Regions from separate parts of the Homo sapiens genome. Here region 2 is linked to region 1. The links are chromatin loops, found by intact Hi-C in ENCODE. Cell type or tissue: heart right ventricle. All regions are shown on one strand. Links, peaks and the distances in the headings refer to the core of each region. The heading gives the core; the rest is flanking DNA.

Region 1 (10,054 bases), core at 1,433-9,432:
GGGAAGGCAGATATTATTGCTTTTTTCTTATTTAGTGCTCTTGAAATGCAGTGGAGGCCAGACGCGGTGGCTCATGCTTGTAATCCCAGTGCTTTGGGAGGCTAAGGCAGGTGGATCACTTGAGGTCAGGAGTTCAAGACCAGCCTGGCCAACAAGGTGAAACCCCATCTCGACTGAAAATACAAAAATTAGCCGGGTGTGGTGGAGCACGCCTGTAGTCCCAACTACTTGGGAGCCTGAGGCAGGAGAATTGCTTAAATTTGGGAAGCAGAGGTTGCGGTGAGCCAAGATCACACCACTGCACTCTAGCCTGGGTGACAGAGCAAGATTCCCTCTCAAAACAAACAAAAAACAAAACAAACAAAAAAACAAACAAACTCCACAGTGGATCATGCTCCCTAAAGTGGCATGAACTTCCAACGCTGGCTTAGTGACATATTAGGTAGAATATGCTTTGTTAATGATGGCAGCTATGCCAGATTGACTGAGGCTGTGAGGGTGTTTCATTTTGCTCTTCTCTTTGTACCTTAGGTAACTGGCTGTCTGCAAGATCATGGTTTTTCACCAAACATCTCCGTAAGTCCTGTTCATCAAACATACACACTACTTGTAAAACCCCCATGGCATTATCAGCCTAACAGTTCAAAAAACTTGTCACCTTTATATAAGTATTTAACACAAATTGGTATACAAATACAGGTAAATATACATAGATGTCTTATCAAAAATATCTTAAAAGATTTACTTGTAAATGGACAGAGATTATGAAGTCCCTTTTCCATAAGATTTTTAGATCCATGGCTTTCTTATATAGCAATAAAGCATTACTGAATCACAACTTCATAAACACTAACTATATAAAAGTAGACAACTGAAAACCACAGTTTCTAATATTAACACTAAAATTCACAATGTCAATATTCCAATTCCTCCTGTGACAGTCTTTGATGTATCCAGAGTTTCTCCAGGCTTAAGGAATATTCGCATCTCACTCTTATGAGAAACATGAATGTTTTATTCCCTCACTGCAGTAAATAAACTAAATTCCCAACAGTGCACTCAGAGTTACAAGCTTACATTATCTCCAAAGAGGAAAGAAAAAAAACAATTGAGGAAAACTAAATTTAGAAGATGAATCAGCGTACTAAATTAGTAAACTTGCAAACAGAAGTTTCTAAGAAGGACTGTAAGAATGTGACATGTAATCAGCTAACCCTCGGCATTTTCCTACTCCTCACTCCTGCTTCCAAACACCACAATGCTGCCCAAACATGGGGTCACACATGAACACAACACTTTCCCGAGCTTGAATCTACACATTTGATCCACATTAGCATTTTATCGACTAATATCCACCTTGGCCTCCATGCCAAGGATAGAGCTCTATTAAGTGAAACTGTGATAAAACAAGGCCTCCTGTCAACCCAAGCACCAAAGCCACTCAAAGGAAGTTTAGAATGAATTGACCTTCTCACCTCATCTACTGAATTATGTTACAGTGAGAAGGAATTAGCTACTCTGCTGTAAGAGGCTGTAATTATCCTATCAGTTCCTCTATAAAACAGTTTGGTTGGTAACCAGGAATAAAAACAACAACAAATGGATTATTTTGATGGCGTTAATGGAAGAGATGCTAAGATATCTCTAAGAAGCTGTATAAACTTAAGTCCTCATGAAGGATGGAAAAAAGGATGGAAAAAGGACCAATAACCCATGACACTTAAATTTCAAACACCCACTGAGATTCAGACATGTACTGGTAAACTCTCCCACACTCTTCAAAAAATACTAACAATTGAATTCACCATTTTCATCTGACTCAGTAATCACTAGGTGCATCCCCCCAACTTTTTTTTTTTTTTTAAAACAGGGTTTTGCTCTGTCATCCAGGCTGGAGTGCAGTGGTGCAAACATGGCAACCTCCTGGGCTCAAGCAATCCCCGCCCCGCCCCCTGTCTTAGCCTCCCAAGTAGCTGGGACCACAGGTGCATGCCACCACATCCAGCTCATTTTTAAATTTTTTGTAGAGATGGTGGTCTCGCCATGTTGCCCAGGCTGGTCTTGAACTTCTGGCCTCAAGCAATCCTCCCACCTTGGCCTCTCAAAGTGGTGGAATGACAGGTATGTGCCACTGCACCGAGCCTACTAAGCACCTTTTAGTATTGAAAATTAAAGTAACTATTGGCATTGCTTTATATTAGAATTACTTTACAGATATGAAAACAGGAAGATAAAATTCTCCCATGTCTAAGGCTACCCCCTATAGAAAGGTTCAGTATGTACACGGTGACACCCATTCACTTACACCAAACTGAAAGATGGATACTCAGTGAGAGCAAACCACTATTGAATAATTCTTCTGACCTGCAGAATGAGAACGAAGTAGTCTACTGGCTTGTTGCGCTGGTAGAGGTAGTATTCGGGGGCTTTCTTGTTCTTCTCATCATATTTCAGTTCCTGGATGACATTGGGGTGCTTTAGCAGCCTTAGAAGGATCTTCTCTGACATCTGGGATGGGCTAAATGCTTCTACTTCTATAGATATAAACACAACTTGATATTACATTTCAAACAGAGAGAGAAAAATTATACTATTAATAGTAATTGAGGTGTTTAGATAAGAATACTTGGAATCAAAGTGATAGCATTTGAATGGACGAGGCTTCCGTTTGGTGATCCACTGGGGACAGATTACCTGGGAGAAATTAGAAAGTGCTGAATTCTCACATTTGTTCCTTTTACTTCTTTCCTTTTCAACCCATCATTGACTTCAGTCCTCATAAAAGTACACTAATTTCACTGACAGAAACGAAAATCAACGGCAAGCGGGCTCCTTGAGTGCGGGGGATGCCCCTCAACAAGCCATAACAGCCTGACTGTCGACCAACAGCCAAAGGAAGAAGCCAAGGTCAGGAGCATCAGGTGCGGTTAGTGCCAGCGCACACACACAGGTGCCCCACGTCTCCCTCTCCCACTCAACTACCCCAAGGAATGTGGGGAACAAAGAGGGTCGAGACTGGAAATAAGAGCAGGGCATGTGCACACATCAACATGCTAATTTAAAAAAAAAAAGTAATGTTCAAAAGTATTTACAAAGACAGCAATTTTATTTTAAATAACAAAAACAAAAATTACTGACTGAAGGGTGCTATCCTACAACTGGACTCTATGATATCTCAGAAGCAGAGTAGGAGATTTAGTTTTAGTTTTCTTTTTTTTTAATTTAAATTTTTTTTTTTTTTGAGAAGGAGTCTCACTCTGTCACCCAGGCTGGAGTGCAGTGACGCAATCTCGGCTCACTGCAACCGCCACCTCCCGGGTTCAAGTGATTCTTCTGCCTCAGCCTCCCGAGTAACTGGGATTACAGGCACCCACCACCATGCCTGGCTAATTTTTGTATTTTTAGTGGAGATAGAGTTTCATCATGTTGGCCAGACTGGTCTCAAGCAATCAGCCTGCCTTGGCCCCGCCAAGAGCTGAGATTACAGGCAATGAGCCACCATGCCCGGCCTAGATGTTTAGTTTTAATTTGTGGTACTTAAATGAGGAACAGTATTATCAAAATTAGAAAAAGAATAATAAGTGAAAGACATCGTCTGTTCTTTTATTTTCTAATTATGTATTTATGAAAGCTGTAAGTTCTGTATTAACTTGTGACTTTTTTGTAATAAGATAGTAATTACAGGAATTTTAGAAAATACAGAAAAAGAAAGAAGAAAGAAAAACTTATCTATAAGCCAACCACTCAGATTACCATTCTGAGCAATCAAGTGAGCATTTCTTTCCAGTGCCATGCCCAGGCACGTGTGCTCATGTATACATGTGTGTACACACAAAAACACAACTCTAATCTTAATGTACACATAGTTTTAGATTCTGTTTCTCCCCACTTTGTATTAAGCTATATTTTCTGATGTGATAAATATAATATTGTGAGCATTTCCATGTGTCTGAGAACACGACCTTAAAGAGTTAAACAGCATTCCACCATGTGGTTGCGGCTAGCCTTCTTTTAAACATGGTTTAAGTTTACTGCATGCAGATGAAAGGCACTGGCTGCCTATCAGGGACACCGATGTCTTCTAAAGCCACTGGATGCTTTAGACTTTCTCACACTTCCCCTGGCCACCAGAGCTCAACCCTGGAGAGCATCTGGGGATGGGAGAAGGGTTGGTCAGTATCTTAAGTCCATTCAACCTTGACCTCTCTGGAGCAGTCAGTGCCGGCTGGGTTGGTGGTTTAAACAACATGAACACTTGCCTCCTGAAATGGACTCGAGTTAATCTGATCTGAGGAGGCCATCAAGAAATCCATATCAAAGTTCTTAGAATTTGATTTCATTAAAATCATAAAAGATAAAGATTTAATTGTGAAAACCTAGTTTTCTTCTTTGCAAATCACAGCCCCTGTGTTACCACTGATGTCCAACTGTGCTTCCAGGACAAGCTGAAGAGAGATTGGACTCAATTGTCCATCAAACAAGCTGGTGCCAGGCTGGCACCATCAGCCTGCTCCGCCAGCTGGCTCTCCCACGGACCTAGCTGGAAGGAGATGGCCTGGCCTACTGTACACATGCAGTGTGGCACTAACATTCATCCTTACCTTTCAGACCAATTTTAAGTTACTGGTCCACCCCTGGTAAATGTCTCAGAGGGTTCATGCCGACACTGAACATAGGAGAGGAGAGAATTTAAAAAGAAAAAAACAAAACAAAACAAAAAAACAAAAAAAACAAAACACAAAAGTGGCATTACTTATCACCCCATTTCCCAGTGTCCACCCCCAACCCACCCCAGTCAGTGGTGGGTGAGAAACACGCTTCAGGGTTGGTAGAGATCTCAAACTGTGATAAGCTGCACTTGCCTGTTGCTAGGAAACGGTGCATGGCCAGGAGGAGCTGTGGTGATATTTTAACCTTCATCTCACTGTCTGTCTGCTTAAAGGCAGAAAAATCTTGCTTTCGTTCCCGGTGAGCCACTTTCTTTTTCGTTCTGTTGTCAGCTAAGGGAGGAATTAAAAGAGAGAAAAAAAAAGAAATGCATCCCATGAGATGAGGGCTCTTTTTGAATGAAAAAGACAAAATATATTGGAAGAGCTGGACTGTATTTCCAGATGCAGGCGCTCTATGCACAGATGCCACGGGGAAGGAGGGAGGGAGAGCCAGATCCTCATCAAATCAGCACGGCGGCCTGGGCACCACGCAGTCCGCAGCGAGTGACCGCAGGCAGCCTGATTAGTGAATGTACTTCAGGAAGGTCTGTAGAGGGCCCTTGTGAGCACAGCATCAGGCAAATGCTGACAGAGCCTCTCACAAGACCCACAGAAGCACACAGCAACAGGGCGCGCAGCCTGGAGTGCACAGTCCACTGTTGCTCAATGTCACCATCCTCCAGCAAAGGACCACCACTGTGTACACACAAGGGAGGAGTGTCCCTGCCTGTAAGAGGCCCCTTCCCTCTGCTGAAAGACAACACACAAACAAAACCCCCTTAAGAAACAAACATGAATGCTTTCGCAGAGCAGTGTTTTAATAATATGTTTGCTTCACTGCTACTCCAGACCATGAGATCCTCAAGGTCAAGCAGATACGAATGGGATCCGGACAGAGGTCTGCGAACTTCCTCCGAAAAGGGCCAGAGAGTCAATATTTTAGGCTATGTGGGTCTACATAGTCTCCACACTGCTGTTTAGAAAAATGAAGGAGCATGGCTGTTTTCCAATCAAACTTTCTTTATGAACACTGCAATTTGAATTGCATATAATTTTTGCATGTCACAAAGTAATTGTTCTTCTTTTGGTTTCTTTTCTTTTCTTAAGACAGGCTCTTGCTCTATTGCCCAGGCTGGAGTACAGCAGCACAATCGCAGCTCACTGCAGCCTCAACTCCAAGGCTCAAGTGATCCTCTCACCTCTGCCTCCCAAGTAGCTGGGACTGCAGGTGTGTGCCACCACGCCCAGCTAATTTTAAAATTTTTTTTGTAGAGACAGAGTCTCACTATGTTACCCAGGCTGGTATTGAACTCCTGGGCTCAAGCAATCCTCCTGCCTCAGCCTCCCAAAGTGCTGGGATTACAGACATGAGCCACCATGCTTAGCCATTTTGCAACAATTTTAAGATGTGAAAAGACACTCTTAGCTTGCAGGTCACCAGAAGCAGAGTGCAGGCACCCATGGGCTTTGGTTTACCAGTTCCTGACCTGGAAGGTAACTCCTGCAAAACCATCTTTCAAGTATTTTTCTAGACAAATTAATGATCAAGAAAAAACGAGCTTAAAGACAAGACCCCAATTGCTTGCTCCTTCCCAAGGACTGAGTCACTGCATTATTGTTTCTTGCATAAAGCAAAACAGATTGATTACTAGGCTTTTCCTGAGAAGGCGACTGCAACTTCCACTTTCTGTCTGTCTCAATTCTTTTGAGAACCAGACAGTAGAAATCAATACAGAATTTAAAAATAATTTTCTAATGGCAACAGCTGTCACTCCCAATCTCTATCCAGATCAAGAATATACCTGAAATCGGCCAGGCACGGTGACGCCTATAATCCCAGCACTTTGGAAGGCCAAGGCAGGTGGATCACTTGAGGTCAGGAGTTCGAGACCAGCCTGAACAACATGGTGAAACCTTGTCTCTACTAAAAATACAAAAATTAGCCAGGTGTGATGGCGGGTGCCTGTAATCCCAGCTACTCAGGAGGCTGAGGCAGGAGACTCCCTTGAACCCAGGAGGCGGAGGTTGCAGTGAGGTGAGATTGCACCACTGCACTCCAGCCTGGGCAATAGAGCAAGACTTAGTCTAAAAAAAAAAAAAAGAAAAAAACCTGAAACCACAAGTCCAGCATCTTGAGCCAGTAACATCAGGCAACACTTCTGTATGAGATCAGTCCAATCAAGGCTTAAGAGAAGTTAAACTAACATTTGTATAAAACTGAAGTGCAAACATAGGATCTCCTAAATGGTAAATCGCCTTCCTAATGGTAAGTACTACCCCTGGGCAAACAGAAATACAGACACACTCGGTTTGGGTTTTTTTTTTTTTGTTTTTTTTTTTGAGACGGATTCTCACTCTGTCGCCAGGCTGGAGTGCAGTGGTGCGATCTCTGCTCACTGCAACCTCTGCCTCCTGGGTTCAAGTGATTCTCCTGCCTCAGCCTCCCGAGCAGCTGGGACTACAGGCGCACGCCACCACACCCAGCTGATTTTTGTATTTTTTTTTTTAGTAGAGTCAGGGTTTCACCATGTTGACCAGGATGTTCTCCATCTCTTGACCTCATGATCCGCCTGCCTCGCCCTCCCAAAGTGCTGGGATTACAGGCATGAGCCACCACGCCCAGCCACAGTTGGTTTTTAAACAGTCATTTGTGAGGAAGGATGAAAAGAACGTAAACGTACAAATAATATTCTCTGAGACCTCTGACGACCCTCCAAGTGAGGAAAGGATAAAACAGATGTGGGAAAGGGTGTTTTTTAAGAATGCTATTCAGATGTGAGGATAAAACAGGATACGTTTTCAGAAAATAGTCGTTAGTTAAGTGTAAAATTTTTTCTTTTGTGGGTACAGGGAAGACTTTCTCAGTTTTATTTATTTATTTTGAGAGAGTCTCACTCTGTTGCCCAGGCTGGAGTGCAGTGGTGTAATCTCGGCTCACTGCAACCTCCACCTCCTGGGTTCAAGCGATTATCCTGCCTCAGCTTCCTGAGTAGCTGGGATCACAGGTGCGTGCCACCATGCCCAGCTGATTTTTATATTTTTGTAGAGATGGTGTTTCGCCATGTTGGTCAGGCTGGTCTCTAACTCCCGAACTCAAGTGATCCACCCGCCTCGGCCTCCCAAAGTGCTGGCATTACAGGGGTGAGCCACCATGCCCAGTGACTTTCTCAGTTATTATTATCATTTTTTGGAGAGAGAGTCTGGCTCTGTCACCAGGCTGGAGTGCAGTGACGCAATCTCAGCTCACTGCAACCTCCGCCTCCCGGGTTCAAGTGATTCTCCTGCCTCAGCCTCCCAAGTAGCTGAGACTACAGGCATGTGCCACCACGCCCAGCTAATTTTTGTATTTTTAGTAGAGACGGAGTTTCACCATGTTGGCCAGGATGGTCTTGATCTCTTGACTTTGTGATCTACCCACCTCGGCCTCCCAAACTTTCTCAATTTTAAAATGTGGGATGTTTCCTTCTAGCAGGACTGAATAAAAAGCACCCTGCTTTGAGCAAAGCAGACTTTATCCTGAATGACCAGCTTGTTGGGAAGCTCAGACAGTCCATTTCCCCTCCGCCAAGCCATGCTTTAAAACCAGGCAGCATACACAGAGCCCAGATGCTCTTTCTCTATCCCACCCCTGGGACCCCCAAACATCTCAGGCCTGGACCATCTCTGGCTTTATGGAACCCTTGAGCATTGCTAAGGGTGTGGCCAAAGAAGATTTAAGCTCCACAGTCCAGCAATCATATTTTACACTTTAATGAGACAGGACTCAGTTCAACACTCAGTTCAGGATCAAGTCTACACCTGGGCAAATAAGGTATCCATACTTACCTCACCCTGCCCTGATCCAAGCCACTCCCCACTTTCACCTTCCCCCAAAGAGAAAGCAGAGAAGCAGAGAACAGGAAAAACACATTCTTACTGTGTACCCTACCCTATCCTGCTTCCCACACCCCCGACCCACTGCCCCAGCAAGCTACACTTGCACATCTCACCTCCACCCCTGACCCAAGGGTTCTGGAACAAGGAAGTATAAACAGTTGTCATCTATCAGTTTAACAAATCCCATTCACTTTTTTTTTTTTTTTTGAGGTGGACTCTCACTCTGTTAACCAGGCTGGAGTACAGTGGCACAATCTTGGCTCACTGCAACCTCTGTCTCCTGGGTTCAAGCGATTCTCCTGCTTTAGCCTCCAGAGTAGCTGGAATTACAGGCATGCACCACTACCACTACGCCCAGCTAATTTTGTATCTTTAGTAAAGACAAGGTTTCACCATGTCGGCCAGGCTAGTCTCGAACTCCTGACCTCAGGTGATTCACCTGCCTCGGCCTCCTAAAGTGCTGGGATTACACACGTGAGCCACCACGCCCGGCCTCCCATTCACTTTAAAGAGTACTTGAGTTATGAAAAGTACAAACAGAAGTTTATCTGAAAACAATATACCTAGTTGTATAAAATGAAATTTTAGTAGAGATTTTTTTACATATGTAAAATAAAATTTAAAACCAACAGCAGTTTTCTGTTTAGGGCAAGTAATGCCCTCATCAGTGGTTAGAAGCAGCTGGCTGTTCAGAAGAATGCTGTCGCTTGACATTACAGGGTCTGCTCCTTCTGATAAAAGGACTGGAATATACCAACAGGTTGTGCACGGCCTACACACATCATGTGTCATTATAAACAGAGGCAGCAACTGGAGAAACGTCAGAAGACTCACAAACAGCACAACAAAAAAAGCAAAGGTTTCGGGAAATACACTCAGACAATGCTACTTACTGTATAAATCTGTTTCATCAAGAATCTCAGATTTGATGATTTCTTCAATCACATCTTCTAAGGTGACGATTCCCAGAACTTCATAAAATGGATCCCCTTCTCCCTCATTGTTTACCCGCTGCACGATAGCCAGGTGAGATTTACCTTTAGAGACAAGAAAAAGTTTAGGAAGTGACTTTCTGAATTTTCTGAATGACATGTTATATGTGATATGGTAAAAACACCAGCAAACACAGATGTCGAATTATCAAAATCTCTGTTTCAGCATTTTAAAATGGTACTGAGACATCACAAACAAATGGAAGAACTTCAAGAGCCATTAAAAGGCAGAAAGTTACGCCAGAAGAGCGTCACCCTCCACATACATTGCACTGCACCATTGTTCTCTGCTTCCTAATGGTAATGTCTCTTGTTGCGTAACCTTTCGGCAACTGCCACCTAAAGAGAGTGGTTCTCAAAGTGTGGTCCATGGTGCCCTAGGGATTCCCAAGACCCTTATAGGAGGTCCATGAGGCCCAACTATTTTCATAAGAATACTAAGATGCTATTGGCTGTTTTCACTGTGTTGAAATTTGA
Region 2 (10,054 bases), core at 938-8,937, 130 kb before region 1:
AGTAGGTTTGGTGAAATAAATCTTGAATTAATTCTCTCTAGGTCTGAGAGCTTCCAGGAAGAAAGGAAACAAACCTATAGCTATAGTTGTCCTTATATTTAGGATACTTTAATTGACGTGATAAATGTGTGAAATTGTTACAGCCTCTGATACGTAATGGACGCTATGAGGTTTTGACTCCAAAAGTAGAAGCCTATTACTCATTCCTGCAAACATCAAGTACTGTATTGTGCTAAGGCTTCAAGTATTCAAACATCTTGCACTCAAGCATTATAAACAGTTTATATTGACCAATTTCCATGTCTCAGCCACTGTTCTTAGCACCTTACATCCTTGTTCCAACTCTACCTGTTTTGCAATGGAAGAAACTGTAGTGCTTATAATTTGCTTAGTCGTAGAGCTAGTTGGTGTTAGAGCCAGGTTTTGAACGCAGGCAGTGTGGCTCCAGAATCCGTACTCTTAACCACAGTATAATTCTGTGACTTCAAATTATCTAACTTCTCTTTCCTGTTTACTTCTTCGTAAAATGAGGATAATAGTACCTAACATATAGGGTTGTTCTGAAAAGTCAGTGAGTTAAAATATGTACTATGCTGCTTAGAATCATACATGAAAAATAGTAAGTACTCAATAAATGTCAGCTGTTATTATGTTAGCATTATTAAGGCATCGAACTCATGCATATCTCTGAATTTTAACCAAATAGGTGGACTAAACCTTAAGTATGAATTTATATATTAAAAGGTAGAAATACTGTGGTCTGTGGTTATTTATGCCTTTCCGATTTTATCTTTTTAAATTATTTTGTAACAGGAAAAATAAGAGCTAAACCAAAGTTGAATGGTGAGCAGGAGTTCATTGGTAAGAGAATGAGTTCTTTCCTGAAATAAAGCAGTTTTTTACCTGCTTTTTTTTTTTTTTCCTTTTTTTTTTTTTTGGAGACAGGGTCTTTGTCTGTTGTCCAGGCTGGAGTGTGCAGTGGTGCGATCTTGGCTCACGCAATCTCTGCCTTCCCGGCTCAAGCAATCTTCCTACCTCAGCCTCCCGAGTAGCTGGGTCTACAGGCACCCGTCACCATGCCTGTCTAATTTTTGCATGTTTTTATAGAGATGGGGGTTTTGCCATGTTGCTTAGGCTGGTCTCGAACTCCTAGGCTCAAGGGATCCGCCTGGCTTGGCCTCCCAGAGTGGTGGGATTATAGGTGTGAGCCACTGCACCTTGCCCTATGTATTTTTTTTTTTTAAAGGAGTATTCAGGAGTCATTACTAAAGGTGCAAAGTATTATATATCGTCTGAATGTAAAAATTGTACAGCTGGTTTATACCTTTATGCTTTTGAAGACCTCAGTTAATTATGGCAACGTTTTGAAGAAATAGCTCAGTCTTTTAAAATGTTTTCCTTACATGCTCTCTTGTTCCTTTGTGTCAATAACCATGTTATTGTTGAAGGTCCGGTATTATTCAAAACATTCAGTTAGAAGCAGCCTTAATGTGTTGATGTAGAACAAATATATAGCATTCTATGTGATATGGCAGGATAGTAGCAATAGAATGTTGATGAGAACATAGCAAAATTAGTCTTTTTTGTATATTTTCAAAAGTTTAGGAACAGATGAAATAAATTTGTAGTTTCTAGTTACAATTTCAGACTACAGATAGGAGCATGTAGCTGCTTGAAGAAGAAAAACAAATTGTCAAGGCAACAGGTACTGCATTTCTCACTCGACAAGTTCTCTCTTCTCAACTTTGTTATTTTTCCTTCGGAGAACAAGGAAGCTTTTGTTCCGAGGCCTGATGTTGAAATGTTAGCAAAATATTATGTTAATCAAGCCAAGAATCTTATGTATTTGTGAACCAAGAATAAGATTTCACAAAGATTCATTTAGAGTATTAAAAGGGACTTCTGCAGTTATTCTTGCATTTTCAGGCTTACACAAAAATAGGCTTCTGAAAAGCAAAGGGCTCCATGTGTAGACGTTTAATGGTTCATTTATTTCTGTCTGTTAAGTCTACTGTGCGAGATGCTGGGGATACAGCAGCAAATAAAACACTCCTCTCCCTTATGGAGCTTATATTTTGGAGAGATTGACAGAATGCAAACTGTCAAATGTAAGGGTTATGTGCAAAAAACAAGTAAAGCAGGGTAAGAGGACAGTGAGTGATGTGTGTGGGTAAGTGTGATGTTATTAGTTGGAGTTTGTTAACTGTTGGCATCACTTTGGTGTGTGAACTATTGAGTGTTGGCCTTTGACAGGAATGTGTAGTGCAGTTTGGGACAAGTGACATAAAGAACTCTGAATGAAAATAATGAAATGAAAAATAAACAAAAAAACTTGTTTATAGGCTGGGCACGGTGGCACATTCCTGTAATTCCAGCACTTTGGGAGGCAGGTGGATCACTTGAGGTCAGGAATTCGAGACCAGCCTAACCAACACGGTGAAACCCCGTCTGTACTAAAAATACAAAATTAGCCGGGCGTGGTGGCTCATGCCTGTAATCCCAGCTACTTGGGAGGCTGACGCAGGAGAATCGCTTGAATCTGGGAGGCGGAGGTTGCATTGAGCCGAGATCGCGTCATTGCACTCCAGCCTGGGCAACAAGAGTGAAACTCTGTCTCAAAAAAACTAAAAAAAAAAAAAACCAAAAACTTATCATGAACTATTTAAAAGATGAGAGGTAATGAAACATTTAAGATAATTTAAATGCAACAGTTTCAAGGAGCCTTCTGGAAAAATAGGCATTTCTTCATCTTAAACTATTTTATTTTTTAATTTTTATAGATTTAGGGGGTACAGTTTTGGATATATAGCATAGCAGTGGTCTGGCTTTTTAGTGTAACCATCACCTGAATAGTGTACATTGTACTCATCAGGTAATTTCTCATCCCTCACCCTCCTCCCACCCCCACTTAAAGTATATATATATGTGTGTGTGTATGTGTGTATGTATATGTATATATATATATATGGCGTGAACCCAGGAGGCAGAGCTTGCAGTGAGCTGAGATGGTGCCACTGTACTCCAGCCTGGAAGACAGAGCGAAAGAGACTTCGTCTTTAAAAAAAAAAAAAAAAAAAAGCATTTGTTTAATTATTTTTGCAGTAGAAGAAAAGAAAGGAAGAATGATGCAGAGGCAATATTGAGAGGGATTTGGGGCAGGAATTTTTCAAAATTCATTAGAGTTATTAAAGAACAGTTTAAAACTAGTAATTCCAAGAAGGAGGGATAGATTGTTAAAAAAAAAAAAAAAAAGCTAATAATTTCAGGAAAGAGGGGAGGGAAGGAGTGTGTGATATATATATATATATATATATATATATATATCACACACACACATATATATATATCTCCTTTCATGTGTTTTGTGATGATAAGGAGTAAAGGTTACAAAATACTTAAAAAAGCTATAGCTTATTTCACAGTGCTATTCTTTGAGTTATAGGTGACACTGTTAACTACAAATATGAGGATTTAGTTTTTCAGCAGTACTGGTAGATGAATTAAAGTAAACTTGCATCTGACTTTCCATGTTTTTAAGGGGATGTATTTGTAAGTAAGTTGGTCTGTGGCTATGTTACAGAGAGGCCCTTAAGCACAATATAATGATAAAACCAAATGTCTAACTACTATAGGTTATTGATTTTACTTGCTTATCTGCCAAGGACTAGGGTTATCAAAGACTGAATAAAATGTGGCTATTTAGTACAATATGAGGCATACAAATGGAGGATATAGCTTTAACTTTTGTTTTTCCATAAACTAGTTTAACATGAGTAATATGCAGTGAAAGTTGTTGTATTTAGAGACCAAAATAAGTTTCAGGCTGGTGAGAAAATTTGAAGAAATTATTCAAAATTATCCTTTCCATGTAAGTTTTAGGGCAGTGTTCTTAGAATGAGAATGAATGGTTGATTATAAAACTTAAAAATGCCAAGTTTAGTTTTTTTTTTTTGAGATGGAGTCTTGCTCTGTCACCCAGGCTAGAGTACAGTGGCGGGATCTCGGCTCACTGCAAGCTCTGCCTCCTGGGTTCAAGTGATTCTCCTGCCTCACCCTCCCAAGTTGCTGGGATTATGGGTGCCTGCCACCACGCCTGGCTACTTTTTATATTTTTAGTAGACAGGGTTTCACCATGTTGGCCAGGCTGGTCTTGAACTCCTGACCTCAGATGATCCACCCGCCTCGGCTTCCCAAAGTGCTGGGATTACAGGTGTGAGCCACCCAGGTTTTGTATTTTAAATACAAAATTAAAATTTGAGTGAAGTAGAAACTACTGATTATTCATACTGCTATTATTACCCTATTATCTATGTTGACATACTTATTCCATTGAAAAATGAATATTTGATTCAAATTGCCATGTGTTAAACACTGCCTGATAGACCTGCTCTACATATTGTTAAAGTGCTCCTCACTTTATTCCAAATGAATTACTGACCTGACTTGAAACAGACATGTAAAATGACTTTTTAAAGAGCGTTTGCCAATGTATAACTCTAGCAGCGTGGCATTTTGTCTTAATGCAGAATTGTCATGAAAAGAAGTGCTGACTGCTATTTTTTCTTTTTTTTTTTTTTGAGATAGAGTCTCGCTCTGTTGCCCAGGCTGGAGTGCAGTGGCGCAGTCTCAGCTCACTTCAACCTCCGCCTCCCGGGTGGGAGAAGCAATTCTCCTGCCTCAGCTTCTCGAGTAGCTGGGACTACAGGGATACGCCACCACGCCTGGCTGATTTTTTTCCGTTTTTAGTAGAGACAGGGTTTCATCATGTTGGCCAGGCTGGTCTCGAACTCCTGACCTCAAATGATCCACCCACCTTGGCCTCCCAAAGTGCCAGGATTACAGGCGTGAGCCACCACGCCAGGCCTTTACTGCTATTTTTATACTTTTATCAGTTTGGGCGTGAAGAATATTACTGTACTACATCATAATTCTTGAACTTTTCTTAACATTATGTTAAGTAATGAGGTAATTATGGGAGGGACAAAATTTCCTTTCATTGTAGTTTAAAGATAGTGGTCTTACTATATGTGGCTATCAGCATTTTATTGGCACACCATTTTGAAGGAAAGAATATTCAGTGCAGATTGCTAACCAGGCTTACCCTACAGTTTCAGTTGCTCTTTGCTTCCTGTTTTCAGCAGTTGCCTAGAGCTGTTGGAGCAGCTGTTTTCCTTTCTTTGGGGGAGGGTGATGGTAGTGGTGAAGGGGACTGTGCATGTTTTGCCTGTGAATTATTATTTTTTTTTTTTTTGAGACAGAGTTTCGCTCTGCTGCCCAGGCTGGAGTACAGTGATGTGATCTCCTGACGTCAAGTGATCCATTCGCCTCGGCCTCCCAAAGTTCTGGGATTACAAGTGTGAGCCACTGCCACTGGCTGAAAAAGTCTTATTGTGGCATAATTGGTATACAATAAGTTGCACAGAGTATATAATAAATTTTAACATATATATATGTACCCATGAAACCATCACCATAATGAAGATATTGAACGTATCACCCCTTCTCCCCAAAAGTTTTCCTGGGCTCCTTTGTAATACCTCCTCCTCTCCGTACTTGACCTCCTTACCCCAGGGAACCACTGGTCTGTGTTCTGTCAGATTAGTGTGCATTTTCTAGGATTTTATATATACGGAATCATACACTATGTACTCTTTTTGTCTTCTTTCACTCAGTGTAGTTATTACGAATTTTTTAATGTTTTGCATGTAAATACTTTATTCCTTTATATTGCATAGTAGTATTACATTGTACAGATGTACCATAATTTTTTTTATCCATTTACTTGTGGATAACATTTGGGTTGTTTGTAGTTTCTGGCCATTACAAAGCTGCTAAGAACATTTGTGTATAAGTTTTTTTTTTTCTTTTGAGACAGGATCTCTGTCGCCCAGGCTGGAGTGCAGTGGCACGAGACAATCTTGGCTCACTGTAGCCTCAACCTCTTGGGCTCGTGTGATCCTCCCAAGTAGCTGGGACTACAGGCATGTGCTACCATGCCCAACTAATTTTTCAATTTTCGTAAAGACTGCATTTTGCCATGTTGCCCAGGCTGCTCTTGAACTCCTGGGTTCAAGCAATCCACCCATCTTGGCCTCCCAAAGTGTTGGGATTAGAGGTGTGAGCCACTGTGCCCAAGCCTGTGTTCAAGTCTTTATATGGATATGTGCTTTAATTTCTCTTGGACAATTACTTACAATTAGAAAGTCTGGGACATATGATAGATATATGTTTAAGTTTTAAAGAAATGGCAAACTTTTCCAGAGTGCTTGTGCCTTTTTTATTTTCTTTCCAGCAGTGTAGTAGAATTCAGGTTGCTCTACATTCTCAACAACATTTGATACTGTCTTTTTAATTTTAAATATTCAAATAGGCATATTTTGGTATCTTATTGTGTTTTTAATTTGTATTTCCCTAGTGACAAATGATGTTAAACATCACTTCATATGCTTATTTGCCATTTGTATATATTCTTTGATGAAATGTCTATGCATATGTTTTGCCTGTATTTTAATTGGATTATTTAGCTTATTATTGCATTTTGAGAGCTCTTCCTATATTCTGGATACAAGTCCTTTTGTCAGATGTGTGTTTGCAAATATTTTGTCCCAAACCATAGCTTGTCTTTTTCCTCTCAATACTCTAATGGAAGGATAATATATAAATGCAATTTTGTTTTAGTTTTTTAAGTCCTCTGTTAGCCATGAAGAGGGACTTAAATTAAGTATACAAACAAGGTTGCAGAGATAATCTAACCTTCTAAGAGAATAAAATATTCTAAATCTTTTGCATATGCATATAAACCATAATATGCAAAACAGATTAATATGATGTTATATGCCAACCCTGTAGTAGGTTGGTTTATTGTTTGTTTTATTTTTTTGTTTAGAGATTGGGTCTCACTCTGTCACCCAGGCTGAAGTGCAGTGGTGTGATTATAGCTCACTGCAGCCTCAAACTCCTGGGCTCAAAGCGATCCTCCTGTCTCAGCCTCCCAAGTAGCTGGGAGTATAGTTGCAAACCACTGTGTTACTAAATACAAAAAATTAGCCGGGCATGGTGGTGTGCACCTGTAATCCCAGCTACTTGGGTGCAGTTGTTGTTTGTGTATATGCAGTTGCTGTTTGTTTTATTTTGTATATCACTCCTTTACTTTACTCAGGTCTCTGAACAAATATTACCTCCTCAAAGAGGCCTTCCATGGTTTTCCTACCTACAGTATTGTTACTGGAAAGGGGTCCTGATCCAGACCCCAAGAGAGGGTTCTTGGATCTGATGTAATAAAGAATTTAGGGCGAGTCCATAAAGTAAAGTGAAAGCAAGTTTATTAAGGAAGTAGAGGAGGCTGGGCACAGTGGCTCACACCTGTAATCCCAGCACTTTGGAAGGCCAAGGTGGGCAGATCATGAGGTCAGGAGTTTGGCACCAGCCTGACCAACATGGTGAAACTCCGTCTGTACTAAAAATACAAAAATTAGCCGGGCAAGGTGGTGCGTGCCTGTAATCCCAGTTACTCAGGAGGCTGAGGCAGGAGAATCGCTTGAACCTGGGAGGTGGAGGTTGCAGTGAGCCAAGATCGCATCACTGCACTCCAGCCTGGGTGACAGAGCAAGACTCTATCTCAAAAAAAAAAAAGAAAAAAAGAAAAAAGAAAACGTAGAGGAATACAGAGAAAACGTAGAGGAAACAGAGGAATGACCACTCTGTTTACAGAGCAACCCCAAGGGTTGCTTGCTTGTCTTTTTTTTTTTTTTTTGAGACAGTCTTGATCTTGTTGCCCAGGCTGGAGTGTAGTGGTGTGATCTCGGCTCAGCTCATTGCAACCTCCACCTCCCAGGTGAAAGCGATTCTCCTGCGTCAGCCACCTGAGTAGCTGGGATTACAGATGCGTGCCACCATGCCCAGCTAATTTTTTGTATTTAGTAGAGACGGGGTTTCACCATGATGGCCAAGATGGTCTCCATCTCTTGACCTCGTGATCCACCCTCCTTAGCCTCCCAAAGTGCTGGGATTACAGGCATGAGCCACAGGTCTTCCTCTGTCACTGAGGCTGGAGCGCAGTGGCATAATCAGCTCACTGCAAGCTCTGCTTCAACCTCCGCCTCACTGCAACCTCTGCTGGGCTCAAGTGATACTCCTGCCTCAGCCTCCCAAGTAGCTGGGACTACAGATACGGACCACCATGCCCAACTAATTTTTGTATATTTTGTAGAGATGGGTTTTTGCCATGTTGCCCAGGCTTTCAAACTCTTGAGCTCAAGTGATCCACCCACTTTGGCCTCCCAAAGTGATGGGATTATAGGCATGAGCCACTGCGCCTGGTCTGTGTACAAGTTTTATAGTTTTAGATATTACGTTTAGGTCTATGATCCATCTTAAATTTTGTATATGATGAGACGTGTGGATTAAGTTCACTTTTCCACAAAAGGAGAGCCAGTTGCGCCTGCACAGTGGATTATTATTCAGTCATTAGAAAGAATGAAATGTGATATGTGATACTACATGGATGAGCTTTGAAAATACTATGCCAACTGAAAGAAGGCAGACACAAAAGGTCACATGTTGTATGATTCCATTTATATGAAATATCCAGGATAGTTAAATCCAGAGACAGAGTCCAGATTGGTTGTTGCCAGGGGCTGGGTAGAGGGCATAGTGGGAAGAAACTGCTTAATGGATGAGGGGTTTTACTTTAGAGTCATGGAAGTATTTTGACACTAAAAGGAGTTGGTGGTTGCACTAAATGCCACCAACTTGTTCACTTTAAAGTGGCCAATTTTATGTGAATTTCCCCTGAATAAATTATTTTTTTAAAAGCCACAGAGGTGATTTATATAAAAAAGACTTAGCCTGGACAACATAATGAGACCCTGTCTGTACACAAATTAAAAAAAATAATAATTAGCTGGGTTTTGTAGTGAGTACCTGTATTTCTAGCTGTTCTGGAGCCTGAGGTGGAAGGATCACTTGAGTCCAGGAGTTCAGGGTTACAGTGAGCTATGATCATGTCACTGCACTCCAGCCTGGGCAACAGTGAGACCCTGTCTCAGAAGAAGGGAGAGAGGAAGGGAGGTATATATTGACTTCATGTCATAAACGATGTTAGCATTTTCAAGATGGGAAATAACAGGCTACAGATGTTTTCACAAATAATGCTATTTTTATAAAATATTAATCTACTACTTAACTCTAAGAGGATATTTTTCATCCTTATTTGAAACTACTTACTGATGAAAACTTCAAAAACAGAAGTGAAACCTAAGAATAGCCTAATGTAAAAGTAGTTAAAAACACTTAAGCTGCCCACCTCATTTTAGATGCTTATCCTAATTAGATGGAATGTTTTAGTTTATTCCTTCTTTTTGTTCATAGTCTTTATTGCCAGCTGAAAATAAGTTATTACAGAAAAATGTAAAAGCATTAAATAACTAGAAATCAAATATTTATTGCTTGTATTTGTGCCACCATTGACTGAGCTTAGTATGTTATCAAAATGTATTTATTTATCTTTTAAAGGGATGACATTTTTTCCTTTTCAAATGTTACAGTAAAACCAGGTGGAAGAGAATGGTTTTAGCAGCTTAAAAAAAAAAAGTACAAATCTGAGGTTTGGCCATTAAAAGTTTTATAACAATGGGAGAAGAAAAGACAAGTTGTTTCACATTACAGACCTACCCCAACCCCAAAGCCTAATGCTTTCTTACCAAGTCAAAAAAAGAGACACATTTGATGTACAAGCTGGAGGTTTCCACATGAGTAAGATATTTATGAAAACCTAGATGGAGGCCGGCGGGTGGCTCCCAACTGTAATCCCAGCACTTTGGGAGATTGAGGTGAGCAGATTGCTTGAACCCAGGAGTTCGAGACCAGCCTGGCCAACACTTTTTGTAGAGACCCCCTCGCCCCGGTCTCTGCCTGTGGTCCCAGCTACTAGGGAAGCTGAGTTGGGAAGATGGCTTGAGCCTGGGATGCAGTGAGCAGAGATCACGCCACTGCGACCCTGTTTCAAAAACAAACCAAAAACCTAGATGAGGCAGTGGCCTTTTCAGCCCAAGTG

Evidence for each region. Hi-C counts contacts between places; a loop is a spot of excess contacts. Peaks named below come from ENCODE experiments on the same cell type or tissue, not always from the same donor. Only the 100,000 strongest peaks of a DNase experiment are listed, where the experiment ranks them.
Region 2: it touches region 1 in a loop (3-fold over the local background); 4 of 110 quality-filtered maps call a loop at or near these places.

Annotation. Positions count from the first base shown.
Region 1 is chr10:103,049,275-103,059,328 of GRCh38, reverse strand. CNNM2 (cyclin and CBS domain divalent metal cation transport mediator 2) reads right to left here. Exons shown (of 8, transcript NM_017649.5): 2 at 9,479-9,622; 3 at 4,863-5,000; 4 at 2,365-2,534. Among named protein-coding and RNA genes, the nearest start is that of CNNM2, 140 kb to the right of the region's middle. In heart right ventricle, for the core only: a CTCF peak has its summit at 5,259; a DNase peak (open chromatin) is centred at 5,258; H3K4me3 peaks cover 617 bases; H3K27ac peaks cover 3,244 bases.
Region 2 is chr10:103,176,533-103,186,586 of GRCh38, reverse strand. NT5C2 (5'-nucleotidase, cytosolic II) reads left to right here. Exons shown (of 19, transcript NM_001351169.2): 2 at 5,259-5,402. It also overlaps the pseudogene MARCKSL1P1. Among named protein-coding and RNA genes, the nearest start is that of NT5C2, 12 kb to the left of the region's middle. RefSeq lists an enhancer at 1-179. In heart right ventricle, for the core only: no CTCF peak of the experiment used is centred there; no DNase peak of the experiment used is centred there; H3K4me3 peaks cover 319 bases; H3K27ac peaks cover 4,486 bases.